2 separate regions of the Mus musculus genome follow, and region 1 is linked to region 2. Evidence: chromatin loops called from intact Hi-C (ENCODE). Cell type or tissue: heart. All regions are shown on one strand.

Region 1 (4,000 bases), 750 kb before region 2:
GAAGTCTGTCACTGTGGGCATGAGCTTTAAGACCCTCATTCATGCTGGCTGCCTGAAAGTCAGTCTTCTCCTGTTTGCATTTGGAGCAAGATGTTGAACTCTCAGCTTCTCCTGTACCATGCCTGCCTGGATGGTGCCATGCTCCCACTTTGATGATAATGGACTGAACCTCTGAACCTATAAGCCAGCCCCAATTAAACGCTATCCTTCTAAGAGTTGCCTTGGTCATGGTTAAACACTTGTCATAAGACAAGACTCTTACTTGGTATTTCTCACACACTGGCGATTGAACCGGGGTCTCTAAAAAGGCAGCCAGTGCATCTAACCATAAAAAGAAGAAAAATCACTTTTCCAGTCTCAAATTCTGCTTGCTTATTTTTAAAAATATTTTATGCTATTCCATGTATATGAGTATTTTGTCTACATGTGCATCTATGTACACTTCATGTATGTGAAGCGCCAACAGAAGCCAAAAGGTGTGAGACTCCCTGGGATTGGATTCGGATGTCAGCTGCCATGTGGGTGCAGGGAACTGAAACCCAGCCCTCTGTAAGAGTTCTGTGAAAAACGTCAATGACAGTAAGTCTTTCTCCTTTCCTATCTACATTTTGACTTCTGAGAAGAACATTAGAAATAGATTATATTTACCAAATAATTGATATTTGGACTTTTATTAAACTTTCTAACATTATCAAATATGGAATTAGATATCCAATATATCATATAAGAAAAATAAACCTTTCCCTTTTACAATTAGTTTTGCAGGATACATTGAATTTGAGGTTCCCCTAGCACACCTTTAGTGAATGCCTTTAAGAAACAAACACATGAGAGTCACGGAGTTGAGAAGACCCACTCAAAATTTGGGTCATGCCCTCTAATGGCAGCCTACATGAAAGGACCTGGAAAATGGAAGATTGTGCCCTTTGCTTGCTTGCCTGTCTATCTGTCCTGTCTATCTGTCCTGCTGCTGAGGCACTGTTTTCCTAGATGGGACTCCAACAAGACTGAAGACCAGCTGACATCCTAGTAGACTGAACTGCTACAGGAATCCTGACCTTTCATCAGCCATTGTTGGACATTTCAGACCATATCTGTAAACCACTCTAATCAATTCGTGTGTGTTGGTGTAACTTAACATAGTCAGTTTAAAGATTGTAGGCAGCAGCATCCCATGAGTTGGAGTCCTGGGCTTCGTAAAGTGGAGAAAGCAAGTGGAACACCAGAATTCATCTCTTTGCTTCCTTACGCCCAGTTCTCCCACTGCCATAGCTAGAACCATCTAGTACCACATCACTGACTACAGTATGTTATACCTCAAAACTCTTCCAAAATAAGCTGTTTATAAGAAACATCAAGTTATTTGGAAAATTGTAGGGTTTCTCCTGTTGCAAATTGTACACATGCGCATTAAAGTGAGCAAAGGGGTTACATCTTTAAATATCAACACAGAGAGGGCAGAGACAGGCAGATCCCTGTGAGTTCAGGGCCTACTCTGCTCTACATAGTGAGTTCCAGGCCAGCCAGGGTTTCATACTGACACCTTTCCTGAGAGAGAGAGAGAGAGAGAGAAAGAGAGAGAGAGAGAGAGAGAGAGAGAGAGAGAGAGAGAGAGAGAGAGAGAGAGCTGTTTGTGTCATTCGTTAGTGGTGTGTGTGTGTGTGTGTATCCTCTTGTATCCCTGCCTTGCTCCTTACCCACCTGTGGCAGGAGGGAGAGAGCCATCCCTGCCTCCTACTGGCTGCAGCACCCGAGAGCAGAACCCACGCTCCTGGGCAGCACAGTAGAGCTGCCCTGATGGTGCAGGCACAGGTGATCTGGCCCCAAGGACAGGCAGTCTGGAGAGCTGACCCTGCCCCTTGTTGGCTCCAGTGCTGGGTGAGTTAGCTGGGGCGGTGCTGGAGAGCTCACCCTGGTGGTGGGATGTGGAATATCTGCTAGGCTGACCAACTCAGCCACCTCCCAGGCCCAGATCCGGGGCTTTGAGTTGGCCAACCCTAAGATCTACCCCATCTGTGACCTGCTGGAAAGGGCCAGCCCTGCAGAACCAAAGCTGCAGGCTCTCCATGACGCAGGGCAACAACAGGATATCTGAGAGGAGGCCTGGTGAGGATCCAGTATTGATAGTGTAGCAGAAGCCAGAGGCCTCTAATCAGGCCAATGCCTCACTGCAATGAACATTGGCAAGTAAAGGCCTGTGGATACACATTCGGGGACACACTGACATATTACAGCTTCCACGACAAGATTTTTTTAAAATAATTTTTTATTCTATCTTTTCTTTTGTGGGGGAGGTTGTAAGGGCAAAGGGTAGATATGAATAAATGGGCAGATGAATAGGATTGGGGTGCATACTAAGAAATTCACAAAGAATGAATAATTTTTTTAAAAAAAGGAAAAGAAAGAAAGCAAGAAAAACCTGTATTGTATCGAAGTTGAACACAACTGGAGCTCAAGTAAAACTGATCAGAAAGTTCTTTAAGTGCCAGCAGAGGGCAGTCCACCCCAAACTTCTACTTTTGAAGTTTAGTAATCGGTTTTCCTAATTCAAAGTACTAACAGGCTTTCAGTCTGTTGAAAATTGATAAGCACACAGTCAGAGAAGATTTGCTTAGCATTCGAGGAGCTCTAGGTTCAATCTTCCATAACCCCCGCCAAAAGAACTATTAGTCAGGTTTGGCCAGTAGAAAATTTATATGGAAGTGTTCAAATGTTTTCAAAGGTTTATTACTTATTTTATATTCTTACATTAGATAGCAAATTAATTAATTTTACTATGTGTTGTGATGGATGCTGTTGTTTATGATTGGAATAAAATCTTTTCCTTATATTTTGGCACTCTTATTTTGCTGGGCAAGAGGCACACATAAAAATAGGATCGAATGTGGTTTTTTTTCCATTTTTTATTAGGTATTTAGCTCATTTACATTTCCAATGCTATACCAAAAGTCCCCCATATCCACCCACCCCCACTCCCCTGCCCACCCACTCCCCCTTTTTGGCCCTGGTGTTCCCCTGTACTGGGGCATATAAAGTTTGCCAGTCCAATGGGCCTCTCTTTCCAGTGATGGCCGACTAGGCCATCTTTTGATATATATGCAGCTAGAGTCAAGAGCTCCGGGGTACTGGTTAGTTCATAATGTTGTTCCACCTATAGGGTTGCAGATCCCTTTAGCTCCTTGGCTACTTTCTCTAGCTCCTCCATTGGGAGCTCTATGATCCATCCATTAGCTGACTGTGAGCATCCACTTCTGTGTTTGCTAGGCCCCGGCATAGTCTCACAAGAGACAGCTACATCTGGGTCCTTTCAATAAAATCTTGCTAGTGTATGCAATGGTGTCAGCGTTTGGATGCTGATTATGGGGTGGATCCCTGGATATGGCAGTCTCTACATGGTCCATCCTTTCATCTCAGCTCCAAACTTTGTCTCTGTAACTCCTTCCATGGGTGTTTTGTTCCCAAATCTAAGGAGGGGCATAGTGTCCACACTACAGTCTTCATTCTTCTTGAGTTTCATGTGTTTAGCAAATTGTATCTTATATCTTGGGTATCCTAGGTTTGGGGCTAATATCCACTTATCAATGAGTACATATTGTGTGAGTTTCTTTGTGAATGTGTTACCTCACTCAGGATGATGCCCTCCAGGTCCATCCATTTGGCTAGGAATTTCATAAATTCATTCTTTTTAATAGCTGAGTAGTACTCCATTGTGTAGATGTACCACATTTTCTGTATCCATTCCTCTGTTGAGGGGCATCTGGGTTCTTTCCAGCTTCTGGCTATTATAAATAAGGCTGCTATGAACATAGTGGAGCATGTGTCCTTCTTACCAGTTGGGGCATCTTCTGGATATATGCCCAGGAGAGGTATTGCTGGATCCTCCGGTAGTACTATGTCCAATTTTCTGAGGAACCGCCAGACTGATTTCCAGAGTGGTTGTACAAGCCTGCAATCCCACCAACAATGGAGGAGTGTTCCTCTTTCTCCACATCCACGCCAG
Region 2 (4,000 bases):
AAAAATTCCCAATGTCAATGATTTCATATAAGTAATTTCTCGTGGTAGGCAGCAGACATAAAGCATGGCCAACATCAGGTGACCAACTATGTATGATAAAGTTGACATTTGGGCCTGATCAGTCTTTCACATAGGCGGCTGTGAGCCTAGGAATGTTTAGTGACATCCTTGGAAGGGCCACCAGATGTCTGTACTGACAGGACTCCTAAAAGAGGTGGCCATTCGAAGATGTCTCTACGTGCTTTTCTAGATAAGGTCCCCTCCCCAGTCAGTAGAGAACAACCACATTCCAGGATCTAAAGAGGAACTCTCGGGTTTACTAAGTTTACATGGCCCTCTTCCCCCTACCCCCCAGCTTAAAAACCAACTTAAGCTCTAAGCAGGAGACGGGACCAAGCTGCTGTTTCTTGGATATGAAAATATAAACAAAAGACCTACAAAGCTTCCCCTCACAGGTCTACTGTGAGCAAGGCAAACTCCTCACACAGGCTACTTCTCTACCAACACCAGGGGTACAAGGGAGCAGCACAGAGGGCGGAGGAAGCAGGATATGAGACAGGCAGGTGGAGGAGGTTCCAGGAGCAAGAGATCCTGCAGGTAAGAAGAGGTGACCACCTCGGGGGCAGCCGGCCACCAACTCGGAGTTGGGCCGTCGCTGGGCCTCCCGATGCCGGTGCCCGCGCCGGGCTCCCGCCACGCCCACTGAACGTCACCCGTTACACAACGCCCCCCCACCCAGCTTATGCAATTCTGCCCTCCCGCGGCTTCTAATTGCCCCGGTGACTTTAGTGCACGACCAAGGTAGACACGGTATCCCCCGAGCTCCCGCCAAGCCCGGGGATGCTCGCCCCCACCCCGGCTGGGGCTCCCGGCCAGAGTACTGAGGGAAGCCTGCGGCCCCCACCCACCCCGCGCCCAAGCTCCGCGGCCCCAGGTCCCCGCTGGGCGCGCGCACGAGGGAACCTCGCATCCGCGCCCCTCCCCGCGCCGCGTCACTTGCAGCTCCCAGGCGATCCCCACCGTGACCGAAGCACCCCGGGGCGCCGCCCCCTCCCACACTCGTGATCCCCGCTCGCCCGGCCCCACACCGCAGCCCCGCATCACCTGCTCGCAGGGCGTCGCAGGCGGCGGCCAGGGCCTCCCGGTAGCGCCCTTCGTGCAGCAGTTCCCCGAGGCGGCCGGCCGCCCGCGCGCGCTCGCGCTGGCCCGGGAACCACTTCTCCGCCAGGTGGTTGAGCACGACGCTGGTTCGGAAGTCGGCGATGGCGGCGGCCAGGGGCGGCGGCCGCGGGGTCCCCTCCGAGGCGGCGGCGGCGGGTGGCAGGCGGTCCCGGCACAGGCGGCAGCGGGCGCGCAGCTCCCTCCGTAGGCAACGGCGGCAGTAGCTGTGGCCGCACGGCACGGTCACCGGCTCGCTTAGGAAGCCCCGGCAGCTCAGGCAGCTGAGCAGCCCGGCCGCGCCCGCCGCGGGTGCCGCGCTCCAGCGCAGCCCGTGGCGGAGCCGGTAGCTGAACACCAGGCAGTCCACTAGCGACCCGAGGCGCTCGGGCCTGGCCGGGGCCCCGCGGCGCAGCGCAGCCGCGAACGCCTCCAGCGCTCCCTTCAGGTGGCCGCCCAGCGCCAGCAGCTCTCCGCGGCGGAGCAGAAGCTCCCAGCGCCCCGACTCCGCGCCCGCGCGCTCCAACCGCTCGCCGCCGCCGCCCACTTCCCACGGCCCGTTCCGGCTCCGCGGTCCGCCGGACGCCTCCCGATTCCCGCCCGGGGACGCCCTCGCCACGGCCGGAGAAGACATGGCCCGCACAGGGCTGCTCTGCCGCCGCCGCCCGCCGCCACGGTCCGGGAACCTCCGGGGCGCGCGGCTCCGCACGCGGCCGGCGAGCAGGGGGGCGTGGCGCGCGGACATGGCGGGGCGGCGCGCGCCCGGGGAGCCCCTGGGGGCGGGGCCTACAGAGGAGGGGCGAGGCTTAGCGAGGCGGAGCGGGGCGGGCCTTGGCTTCTGCGCCCGGCCTCCCGACATGCGGCCGGCCTCCTAGTTCACCAGAGCTGGCCGGCTGGTCCCGCCCTTTCTGAGCCCCTCCTGGAGAGGGACGTGAGATCAGATGATCCCCAGCGGGGATCTAATTGGCTTCTCTGACGAGGAGGGCTTGGCTCGTGACTGAACAAAGCCCGAAGTCTCCTGGGCGGCCTTCGAGCTGACACCTCTTGTAACCGAGGTCCATCCCCAGGCCTATAACTTGGGCGCTGTGCAGTTCGTATGTGCACCAGCAGTGCTGTGACCCCAAACCTGCAGCACCTGAGTAGGTACTCCGACTCCTCCTGGCCATAGAAAGGAAACTTTGGGTGGGTCTAGATGCCCTGGGTTACGGCCGGCCAGAACAGGCAAAGGGATTGTGAATGCACGGTGTGATTACTTTGAGACTTAAAACTGAAATCTGCCAACTTTATACACACACACATTCCACGTCCAGAGACCACTTCCTTTGGTTAGTGCTGACTTGTGATAAAGTTTATTAAGAGTTCAAACGAAGAAATGAACTGTCCAAAAGAAGCCCGATACTTTGTGAGTGACCTTTAAATTTTAATTTAAAAAGTGCAATACACCAACCCCCCCCATTAAACTATTAAATAAACAAAGCACACCTTAGAGAGTGAAAGTCTCCAGGTTCCTCAGATGGGCTCCACAACCTTCATACACACGAACCCACAGTTGCTTAAAGGTTTTTAAATGAGAATATAGAAGAAAAACATTTTCCCTGTGGCAGAAACCAGATCACTACAATGCAAGCATTCCGCAGCTTTGTCGACTGAAGACAGTTTGGCTCGTATGTAATGGATTCTAGTTCCTTTAAATGTGACAGCATCCAGTTTAATATTCTCAATGGAAATATTTATAGGTTTGATTACAGAGTACTGGGTGGAAAATGTAGGAAGAGATTTAAGGCTTTTGGTTCTTTTTCAAATACTTGGTAACAGGAAAGGAAATATATTTGTCTGAAATCATACAGTCAGTATTACAAAGAGATTTTAAGATCTTCTCACGGTGATAATATCGTATATAATGTTTAATCAACAGTTATCTTTCTTCAATTTTTTTTACACGAGGTCTGCAAACACACGAGATCCTGCTTACACAGAACAGGTGACAAAGGTTTGAAAGCGTCTTTCTGCTACACAATAAGCAAACCTCAGAAAAGAAAGAGGGCACAGGAACAAAGGGCTAGAGAAAGAAGAGTTGACTTAAAAACAAAAGCAAAATCCCGGGCTCCTGTTCCAGACAGTCCGGAAGCAAGGTGCAGCCAGGCAGGGAGCACCTCCTTCTCATCTGGGGAGCACGGAGAATTGGTTATGAGGAGAACCTTAAATCTAAGTTACATGGGCAATGGTGTTTACCTTGTATGTGTAGCTTTGGAATCAAGCCTGGGTCCTCCTGTCTTCTAGGCAAGCCCCCAAGCATGGAACCATAGCCAAGGCAGAACAATGATGTGAGTTAGATGCGGAGACACTCACTGGAGACTTAAAAAAATCTAACCAGTATAATGCATTCACGCGTGCACACACATATGGGTGTGTGCGAGTGCACATGCACACACACACACACACACACACACACACATACACGATTCACTTGCATGCTTCATTCTTGCCATGTGTGCGACCACAAACACATGCACACACACACATGCACATGCACACGCACACACGCACATGCACACACAGGCACACTCACATACACACACACACACACACACACACACACTATTCACTTGCACACTTCATTCTTGCCCAGGCAGTTTCCAGACTGTGCCCTAGCAAACATTTCATGAACTGCATTCATGATTAGACAAAGTATAATAATAAATTGGTAAACAAATAGGTCTTCTCAGTTACAGTTTCAAATCAGGTTTGTTATGAGATTTCTCTCTAAAGAAAAACGCGTGTCTCAGAAAATGAGATGAGGAATCGCCTTGTCCTTTGCAGTCTTTTTCCCTACTGACTATGA

Evidence for each region. Peaks named below come from ENCODE experiments on the same cell type or tissue, not always from the same donor. Only the 100,000 strongest peaks of a DNase experiment are listed, where the experiment ranks them.
Region 1: a loop joins it to region 2, with 3 times the contacts of the local background. A loop is called at or near these places in 3 of 42 quality-filtered maps.

What each region holds. Positions count from the first base shown.
Region 1 is chr8:35,496,575-35,500,574 of GRCm38, forward strand. It overlaps Gm51568 (a long non-coding RNA gene), which reads left to right. Exons shown (of 2, transcript XR_003947532.1): 1 at 1-579; 2 at 758-2,830. Among named protein-coding and RNA genes, the nearest start is that of Eri1, 3.0 kb to the left of the region's middle. In heart, CTCF peaks have their summits at 1,915 and 2,497 (motif pointing right); a DNase peak (open chromatin) is centred at 1,907; H3K27ac peaks cover 79 bases.
Region 2 is chr8:36,247,463-36,251,462 of GRCm38, forward strand. Lonrf1 (LON peptidase N-terminal domain and ring finger 1) reads right to left here and starts at 1,897. Exons shown (of 12, transcript NM_001081150.2): 1 at 1,105-1,897. The coding sequence starts at 1,792. It overlaps Gm35712 (a long non-coding RNA gene), which reads left to right and starts at 444. Exons shown (of 4, transcript XR_870368.3): 1 at 444-597. In heart, no CTCF peak of the experiment used is centred here; DNase peaks (open chromatin) are centred at 849 and 2,069; H3K4me3 peaks cover 2,666 bases; H3K27ac peaks cover 2,928 bases.